Regions from separate parts of the Mus musculus genome. Here region 1 is linked to region 2. The links are chromatin loops, found by intact Hi-C in ENCODE. Cell type or tissue: gastrocnemius. All regions are shown on one strand. Region 1 overlaps Ext1 (exostosin glycosyltransferase 1). Region 2 overlaps Ext1 (exostosin glycosyltransferase 1).

Region 1 (5,000 bases), 110 kb after region 2:
TGCAGCTGTTGTTTGTTTTTTGAGGCAGTGCCTCATGCAGTCCTGGCTGGCCTTGAACTGGCTGTGTAGCCCATGATGGTCTGATCAAATGCCTGTTCCTCTGCCTCTAATTCCCAAGTGCTGTAACTGGAAAGGTACATCCATCCATCGCTCTCGGTATGAGGTTCTGAGGCAAGGACTCTAGGCATTTTTGGCAAGCACTCCTACCAACTGAGCTATGTCCTCAGCCCAAGACGTGTTGTTTTAACATCTTGCTGAAACACATTTCTCCCTGTGGCTCTTCTTAGACACAGAAGAGTGGGTATTGCAAATATGTCAGTTTGGTAAAATTCCATGCAACTTACTGCATATGAAGAGTCTGTATTGCATCATGTCAGGCAGCAAGTGACAGGTGACAGGTGACCTGGCAGCAGGAATAATAATGTAGAATAACTTTATCTTCTGAGCGATGTGAAGCAGCTGGGAAAGGCGGCAGTGGTTGGCTCTGACCAAGCTCAGGGTTCCTGGGTGCCTGTGTGTAACACCTCTGAACTCTCTGGCTTCCTACAAGACCACAGCAGAGCTACTTCTCGCCTCCTCAGCCTATCTTGATCAAGGTGTGCAGAGGTGGCAGGGGGAAGGAGCTAGGCTATGGAGCAGGGGAGAGTCCCAACAGGGGCTGTGTCTGTTTGAAATTTCCCTAGAAAGTCCATCGTCTTGATTGACTGTCTTTCTGGTGTCCATGTGTAGAACCAAAACTCCTAAGGAAGATGGCATCTGGCAGGAAGATCATGTATTGGCCTGTTTATTCTTACACTCAGTGCCAAGTCATAGATTGTCTTTTTAGAACATATTGATCCTCACTGCCACTAGAGCTATATTCACCCCTCCCCCAAAGCCTAGACTTTAACTCCCTTCATAAAGCACATCTGGATGTTATGAGAATGACTTTGTAAACACACTACTGAGAGGTGCCCTTCTGGACTGTACCAGGTAGGATCTTCTTGCATCCAGGGCAAACCACTGAAGCTTTCTCTGCAGTTTTGTTTCCTCACCTGCAAAAAAAAAGGAAATTGATATAATGGTGCTTGCTTTTATGCTTACTTTGCAAAGTAAAAGAAGTTTCCATATACAAGAAAAAAGTAAAAAGCAACTGCAGAATTAAGCACTTATTAGCCGTGTGTGTGTGTGTGTGTGTGTGTGTGTGTGTGTGTGTGTGTGTGTTTCATTGATTTGCCTATGTTGCCCCAAGGTTGTGTGTTAATGGATGGGAATCAGAGACACTCACTGCCCTCCCTCCCAGACAGTTGTGTTTGGCCCTACCACTTACATTCCTTTCTCCACCAGTACCTCCACCCCCCACCCCCACAGAGACTGACTTTGTTTCCATTGTTCTTGCATGTGTGGAGAATGCTGCAACTTGCCACCCAGCATTCCTGCGTTCCACTTTTTGGATTGCTCTTCCCTTGCCCCTGGAGCTGTGTTCTCCCGCAGTCCTTAGACCTTGTCTTCTGCAGAGAGGGCTTCCCTGGTATCTGTCCTCATTAGGATACTACCCCCCAGCATCTCTAGTCACATGGGTGGCTCTTTTGCTCTCATCCCAATGTGTAGTTGTACCTTCCATTTGCACATTGTCAGTGTGTACAGTCCCTGTAGATGGGATGTTCTGCAGGACATATTCTGTTTCCTTTTGGGACCTGTGGGATATCCAGCAGCTATTTCCAGGGGTTAGTGGGCTCAGAGCGAATAGCCTCCGTACATGTAGGCTCAGAGGATGTGTAAGTTGACTAAATGAGATGTAGCCATTCCAAGTAGTAGGAGTGATACCTTTCTCCTTTCTGACTGGTGGATCATGATCATCCTAGCTACATTTATTCCTGCCCCCTATTTTTCTCAACCTTCTAACAGGAACGAAAAGGAAGCCAACAAAATTACCAGACACCCCTTTTAGAGAAGGGGTGTCTCTCTGCATTCCTACTTGGTATCTTTTTTGATGGTTCGGAGGAGGAAGCAGGGTCTTACAGCCTTTCTCACCAGACCAGTTCAATGAGGACACTTGCCATATGGACGTGCCCCATCTGCTGGCTGCATCTGGTGCCTACATTCACAGTGGATTGGGAAGCCCTGTGTAGTAGCAAATGCTGGCTGCATCATCTTTAAGAGTGGCCAACGCTATACAAGGCGTTGGAACCAAATTGGTGGTCCTGCTGATGTCCAGAATGACCATGAATCAAGAGTTTGCTTTTGGAACACACATTTTCATAATCACAGCAGCAGACTGAGTTCATTCAGTAAGCATTACCAAGGTTCACACTAGGACACAAGGGATAAAATGCAGAGTGAAATGCCATCATTCACTGTTTTGTTGTTCTCTGTATGTATTATGTGGACCAAGGTTACAGCATGTAGCAAATACCTTCTGTGTGAGACAGATGACAGACAGAGAGATGTGGCACTCTCATGCCCCACCCCCCCACGCCCCCCCCACCCCCGCTTTCGAGGTGTGAGGGGACTTCCTTTGTGAACCGTAAGTTTTAAGATAACAATTTCAGACATCTCATGGAATTTTCTGGCTTTCTTTTCACAGCCCCCAAATAAGGACTTAAATTTCCTATAAGGCTCAATAAATAGATAGAATGTGTTGCTTTGCATAAATAAATATAACTATATTAAAGTGGCAGGCTGTTTCCTTTGTCAATAAATGTTTTATGTCGTAGCCTCCATGCCGGAGTATCTCGTGTAAATTATGGATTAGACTTGGAGTAGCCCAGCATGGGCTGCCCGTTGAGTGGCAGCAGGCCGCTCTGTGACATTCACAGATGGTTCTCCACTGCAGACTGGGCTATAGATGCCCATGGTCTTATATTCAGGGCAGGAAAGGAGTTTGAGTGGGTAGAGGGAGGGAAAGAAGCCCTTGGGAAAGAAACCCAATGTGTTTGTCTCTAGTATGGCTAATTTTACAGACCACATGAAATGTTTTCCTACCAAAACAAGTACTTGGTTGTTGTTGGAGGAGGCATCTCTTCCCAACATCCCGTCTCCTATGAGTCCTTTCTGACGTCTAGCCACTTCACCTGGATACAAGGCATTACTATCACAGTAGTTACTATTGTGATTCAGTAGTAACTATTGTGATATATATCACAAGGGTATCTATTGTGATAGTATACTATCACAATAGCACAGTGATACAGTATCACAATAGCACCTGGCTCCTGGGGACAGGTAAGGGACATCACAAAGGAAGCAAAGATAGCTCAGCACTTGCCAATTCTCTCTGAGAAAGTGCAGCCCAGAGTTCCTGGAACTTCTCATTTGTCATAAGAAGTCTAAGATCTCAATTTTGATAGGAATTCTGCTAATGTGAAAATGTTATCGGGGCCTATCTGGAGTGAACCAAATGTATCAGTGAGCAGTGCTGTACTCTATCTAATCGGTGGCCCAAGTTAGAGCCCCTGTTAAAAATTCATCTCTGCTGTGTATATACACATCTCGTGTTTACAAAGGACACTACTGAGTCACTGCTGTGTGGTCGGAAATATGTTACAATACATACTCAATAAAATCAAGACAGCTCAATAGGAAAGAAATGTACAGTAGTGTCCCACAAGAGTAAAGTCACTGAGCACCCTTCGTTGGGAGATGTTTCCCTTCCTGAGTTTGCTTATGCTAGGGTTGAAATAGCCCAGAAGTAATATGTGCACATAAACTCTTGTCCTGAATTCAGTTGGGTATTTTTTTTGTCTTTAATTTCTATTATTCTATAGAGATTCATCTATCATCCATTTGGAATTAATCTCTCCAGTATCATATCCTTCAGATTTCTACATCTGGATAAGTAAGAATGATGTTTGAAATCTTAATCTGATAAATAATTCTGAGGTTTGTTTTTTCTTGTTTTATTTTGTTGCGTTGTCCCTGTTTGAGGTCAGAGCTAGCTCTGTAACCCATCTGGCCTTGAATTTGTGATCATCTTTCCCAGCTTTGGTACTGTGATTACAGGCGTGTGCTACTATGAGTAGCCTTCTCAACCCTTCTATTATTTCCGTTAAATTTGTTTTGTGAATAAGTAGCCACTGACTTAATCTTCCTCATCATTAACACATAGTCTCTAGTAAGAAGACTCCCAGGGGAGTAGGGGAGTAATCCTGATGTCTGGGGCTTGGGGCCTATGTGATCCCTGGGAGGATTTCACAAGAGTGGGTGAACTAAATGAACATACCTGCCATGTTTAATGGTTGCTTGCTCGGAATAGTTTACACAGATGACCATATTGGGGGAGAAGGAGGGAAAGGGGGTCAGAATATGAATGTACCTGGAAATCAGCACGTATGAGTTCTATGTTTTAAGATTTCATGGTACTTTATTTGTATTACCCATGAGCACCATAATCTTTTGTGTGAATGATGCTTTGAAAGAGATTATTTCTACTTATTTCTGCATGACATCGAAGCTGACAGTGGGAGACCCCACTGACATTAACAGAAGCTCAGGTTGTGAGTTTGGGGGTGGGGGTGGGGCATCTTCATGTTGTTTGCGATCCTCTCATCAGCTATAGAACTCCAGACCTGCCAGCCTCAGTCTTCCATGGCAAAATGGGTTTACTGCATGAATTTGTGTGCCCCCCCCCCAGCCCCCCAATCCTGACAACAGACTGTGGTAACATGTGTGAAGCTGAGCACATATGTGTGTGGTCAATCAGTGGTCATAGCTGTTTTATTGCCTTCATTACCACATTAAGGTATCTTTTTATGAGTGTGTTTCATGAGGTTTCTTTTCCCTCTTCTGTGGACTTACCTAGCCCCTTCATTACTCTACATTGGACTTTATTGTAAAATACAGAAACAGAATCTGTGTTGTGTGATCTGTCTTTTTATTTTTCTGCCCTTCCAGTTTGTTTCTAGGGGATCAGCAGCTGATGATTTGGCCCGCTCTGACCCCACACTACTATCTCTGTTGCAGCATGGGACATTCTTGGGTAGTTGCTCTAATTTCTAAATTAGTCTAAGAAGAAGATGGAT
Region 2 (5,000 bases):
TTTTATGACTTTCTTGACTCAGCTTCTTTTTTTTTTTTTTTTTTTTTTTTTTTTTATTTATTTATTTATTATATGTAAGTACACTGTAGCTGTCTTCAGACACTCCAGAAGAGGGCATCAGATCTCATTACGGGTGGTTGTGAGCCACCATGTGGTTGCTGGGATTTGAACTTCGGACCTTCGGAAGAGCAGTCGGGTGCTCTTACCCACTGAGCCATCTCACCAGCCCTTGACTCAGCTTCTTTAAGGATTGTTTATCTTGAAATTTTTTGTAGATACACCCAAACTCATGACAGTGCTTTGTCTAGGTGAGAGGTACGGGCTTATGTTTCCTAATGCTAACCAAATGCCCTCCCGTCCATCTCCCTTCCTTTTCTTAGCCCCTTCATAACATCTTGTCTGTACACAATTTTTTTTTTTACAACTTTCTTCCTTTGAAAATGTAACTTATCATTTGGTGATGCATGAGAGATTTTGGTACCATTTGATGCAATATAAGTTCACTTACCATTTTGCAAGCGTTTAGAGGAATAAGGAATCCAAAGATGCATTACACAGACACTCACACACAGAGCATGTTCTTTCTCCCGCTCAGTATATAGTGAAAAAATATTAAGGTTTTGACTTTGTGCTGTGGTTTGAAGCTTACCTCTGAGACTATGTTCTGGCTATGAAAAATAAAATGTTTTTCTCTGAAGTTTTAAAACAACATTTCCATTCGATTTTCTTCCTAGGTGTAAAGAGCGCCGTTCTAAGCCATTGAATGCAGAAGCAGAGGCAGGAGGAAGGAAAACAATAAGAAACCAGGCTGAAGGGCTCTACAGATTAAAAGCACCGCCCCACTGGCAGGCACCATACTAGAGCTCTTTCACTGTGGTTCCTGGAATTGAAGTATCATTGAGGATTAAAATTGTGGGAGTCTCACAAAACTCAGAAATCACGTGTTTTTCCAATTTTTTTTCAAAAGCATATTAGAGGATGTGTTTTTATGGGGCATTGATCAGAGTGCTACCAGAAATCCAAAAAGAACGTCTAAAACCCTAGCACAGATGTCTTTTGGTATCTATTGCTTAATCTAATTCAACATATCTATGAAGATAATAAATAGCATATGTCTGCATTAAGGCCTGGTAGGGAGTGCAGTCTTTGTGTAGACCTTTAGCTTTCAATGCTAGAGTCACTCCCCCCCCCCTTTAAAATTGGCATAAAATATTGACTTTTTTTGGTTTTTCGAGACAGAGTTTCTCTGTGTAGCCCTGGGTGCCCTGGAACTCACTCTGTAGACCAGGCTGGCCTTTATTGACTTGTTTTTTTTGTTGTTGTTGTTTTTTTTTTTCAAGATATTATATGATTATGTTTTCATTGGCTTAGTCAGTGGGAGATGTTTTCTGCAGAACTGGATTGCTTTAGCTCTAAAGTATGGGTTTTCAAACATTCTATGGAACATTAAATTAAAGCACCCAAATGCCTGTGTGATGCATGGTTAAGTAACTGCTGGTTTTGTCCTTTTTAAAAAAAAATCTTCCTGTCATTCATGTGACAGACTCAAGGAAGAGGAAGAGTGTATTACTTTGTGTTCCTAGATTGGGTTGTTTGTGGCTTTTGTTCTTGACTTTCCCTGCAGCTTGGACCCTTAGGAAGCAATGATCTGGACTTGACACATGTTAGTGACTTCTGTACTTCCAGCCCTTCTGCCTCTGTTTCCATGAAATGGGTGATGCATTCAAACTCCTATACAGTGGATGAGCTGGTCTTGAGGAACATGTACTTAGGGTTCTTTAACATGCTCATCTCTTCTGTGTTTGTATGGTGGGTCTAGCGCACTTTCTTATTGATGATTCCTGTGACTCCCTTGACAAAAAATCCTCTCCCTCTGGAAAACGCCGAATCATCCCTAGTCATGAAGGTCACCAGGGTCCTGTCTTGCTGAGAAGACCCTTTGCAAAAACAAACTTGCCAGTCACCAAGTGTACCATAGGATGGACTCAGCAAATGTGGTTCACTGGAGAGGAGGCCCCAAGAGACCTTGGGGAATAGAAGTGAGCACAAATGAATGGCGGCTTCGTACTCACCATTGGTTTTCAGAGTGGTGAATGGGAGGTGGAGATGAAGCAAAAGTCCTTATGCTGTCCTGTAGATTCTCATTAGCTTGATAAGGGACTCGCTTATTATCTCTTGACATTGAAGAGGTCAGACATGGTGGTGACAGCTGTACATGCCAGGATGGCAGCATGTGTATCATTTGACCAGCATTCTGAATGAGTGCCACTTGGCAATGGTGCTGCAAAAGGCTCAGTGAGGAAGAGAGCATGGTGGGAGATGAGGTTTGGTATCATTTAGAAAGGGATCCTGGTTAGCTCCTACCCTTTTGTGGAATTTCTTAGGCCAAGACAGTTACTGTTGTTAATGATTTTAGAAAGACGTTAACCTTGGGGTCCTGAGAACACACACAGTCATTTGTGGAGAACACAGCATTTCCTCTAGGAAGGAGCTGGCAGAGTTGAGTGCCATGATCTGTGGCTTTGGGTCCTGAGTGACTTTTCACCAGTGTGGGTGAGTACAGCATAAAGGAAGACTTACTCTGGTTCCTGGCATCAGAGATTGAACCTGCTTGGACTTCTCAGCCTCTAGAACAGAGACACAGGTGTCTACTGTTTATAAATGACCTAGTTTGCTATTTTGCTATATCGGCCTGAATGAATTAAGAAGCCATCGAAGCAGACGTGGCCTTTAAAAATGCTTGATACACAAGGGGAAAAGGGCTTTATAATTCTGTGGCTTCTTGTGCACTAAGATTTTAATGGCATAGTAAGCTATACTTAATAACTTATTAAAAAAAAAAAAGAAATGAGCTAATCTGAGTTAATGCTTTCAGACAAAGGATGAAATAGGTTGTCTCCCAGTCTGTGTTCCTACTAAATGATGCAAAATGTATGTGTCAGCTTCGCTGGGTTAAGTTTTTATCTTTCTTGATCTCTTTCTGTAACCAGTTTTCTTCTGAGTTAATGGCATTAGCTACTTGTCCTTTGGTCTATATCAAGAGCTGACAAAAGATGACCCATTGCCCAAGTCTGACCCCTTACTGGAAGAAAATGCTTGACTCTTGTCTATACTGATGACTTTGAGGTTTTTGTATCGGCCTTTTCCTCCTCCTAGTAAGCAGTTACAAATCCTTCCTTAAAGAGGGCTAGAAACCCGAATGTACTGTCTTCTAGTTGCTGCTATAGAGAGCTGAGACTCCTCCTTTTTAGTGTACAATGGAGATTTATAAAAAACAAACATGCAGGGTGAGCCTGGTGGTGCACACTTCTAATCTCAGCAGGTGGATCTCTATGTATTTGAGGAAAGGGAGTTCTAAGCTAGCAAAGCTAAATAGAGTGAGATGTTCACTCTCAATAAAACAGGAGATAAAAAGCAAGCACAATATGGTCATTGTGCCGTGCTGGGAAGTGGCAGTCAGGGCTTCAACTTTATCAGCCCTTTAGTGTAGGGAGAGAAAGCAGAAGGGGACTTCCCTTTCCCATAACTACTGACTTTCACTGCAGTTGGGGCTGAACCACGGTGATCTGGATCGTGGACATCTTGGCATCTGATTCTCCATCTTCAGAGCTGGGTAAGATCATGAGAATAAAATCAGTGTTCAGCAGGCTGGGTCTCAGAAAAGAGCACTCATGGAAAAATTTAGCCTTTTCTTCAACAAAACAAAACAAAAACATTAGTTGCTTGGCTCAGGGTGGGTAGAGGGTCAGTGAAAGAGGAATATTCAGTTGCATTACAATAAGCCATTTCAAAAAACCGACTGTTTCCCATTTGCTTGTGGTTCTTCTCTTCCCTTTTCCAATTTACTTGAAGAACTGTAGGAATAATGTAGTTTTACAAAATGTCTCAGATGTTCCAATATGAAGATTTGTTTTCCCAGTTACTGGGCTGCCTCACAAATTACTATATGCTTTGCCAGCACGAACAGCTGTTTATTACAATGATGGATTTAAGAGAGGGGAGAACATTAAGTATTAAGATTGCAGATACCTTTGCTTTGTGCCGTTCAGGGCCCTGGCTGAAGAGCATGGGTGGGGTTCAGCTCATCTGAAGTTATAGTAATAGAAATTCTTATGCCAGGGTGGTGGCGCACGCCTTTAATCCCAGCACTCGAGGAGGCAGAGGCAGGCAGAGCTCTTGAGTTTGAGGTCAACCTGAGTTTTAGAATGAGTTCCAGGACATCCAGGACTACACAGAGGAATCCCATCTTGAATACAAAACAAAACAAAACAAAACAAAAAATACAAAATGAAATAAATAAATAAATAAATAAATAAAAATAACGGTGTGACTGTGACCACTTCTTTCCCATCACAAAATAGGTTTTGTTTTGTTTTAAAGACAGCCCGTCACCTGGCTGTCCTGAAATTTATTATGTAGAACATGCTGGCTTTGAGCTTACAGATATCTGCCCCCCTCTGCTACCCATACTAGGAGTAAAGGGAGTGTCACAGTGCTCTGGTTTAAAATCTGTGTAGTATAGTTCCTGTCCTACTTCTTGTGGTGCCAAGAGTTTATACAATGCCTGTTTGAGGAAATGGAGTGACACAGACCTGTGATCTTCATGGTAATATATATAAGGGTTCCATGCAGACAAGCACTAGGCTATCTGAACAATTGATACAGTCCTGAGTGATTGATACAGCACATACAGTGTGAATATGCTGGACTAATTCAGAATAGCACGCAACAAAACTCTTGGAGATGCTCATTTCTGAAGATTTCCATTGAATATATTCTGTTGTTTTCTGCGGGCTCTTGAAGCTTTGGATGATGGGAGTTAGCTGCGTATTTGCGTTGTCCAACAGGGTGGCTAGTAGGTACACAGGACTCTTGAGCAATTGGACTATGAGCCATGCAAGTAATTAATTAATTAGTTAATTAATCAATCCAGGTCAGGGGCAGCTGCCTGAGGATTCCCATTGCTGAGGAATGACAAATTTCTAGATAGACATTAGAGA

The links. Peaks named below come from ENCODE experiments on the same cell type or tissue, not always from the same donor. Only the 100,000 strongest peaks of a DNase experiment are listed, where the experiment ranks them.
Region 1: a loop joins it to region 2, with 1.9 times the contacts of the local background. A loop is called at or near these places in 6 of 42 quality-filtered maps.

What each region holds. Positions count from the first base shown.
Region 1 is chr15:53,125,813-53,130,812 of GRCm38, reverse strand. The region is part of intron 1 of Ext1 (exostosin glycosyltransferase 1); the gene reads left to right. Among named protein-coding and RNA genes, the nearest start is that of Gm41323, 190 kb to the right of the region's middle. In gastrocnemius, a CTCF peak has its summit at 2,063 (motif pointing left); DNase peaks (open chromatin) are centred at 2,064 and 2,777; H3K27ac peaks cover 387 bases.
Region 2 is chr15:53,238,202-53,243,201 of GRCm38, reverse strand. The region is part of intron 1 of Ext1 (exostosin glycosyltransferase 1); the gene reads left to right. Among named protein-coding and RNA genes, the nearest start is that of Ext1, 110 kb to the left of the region's middle. In gastrocnemius, no CTCF peak of the experiment used is centred here; a DNase peak (open chromatin) is centred at 2,258; H3K27ac peaks cover 538 bases.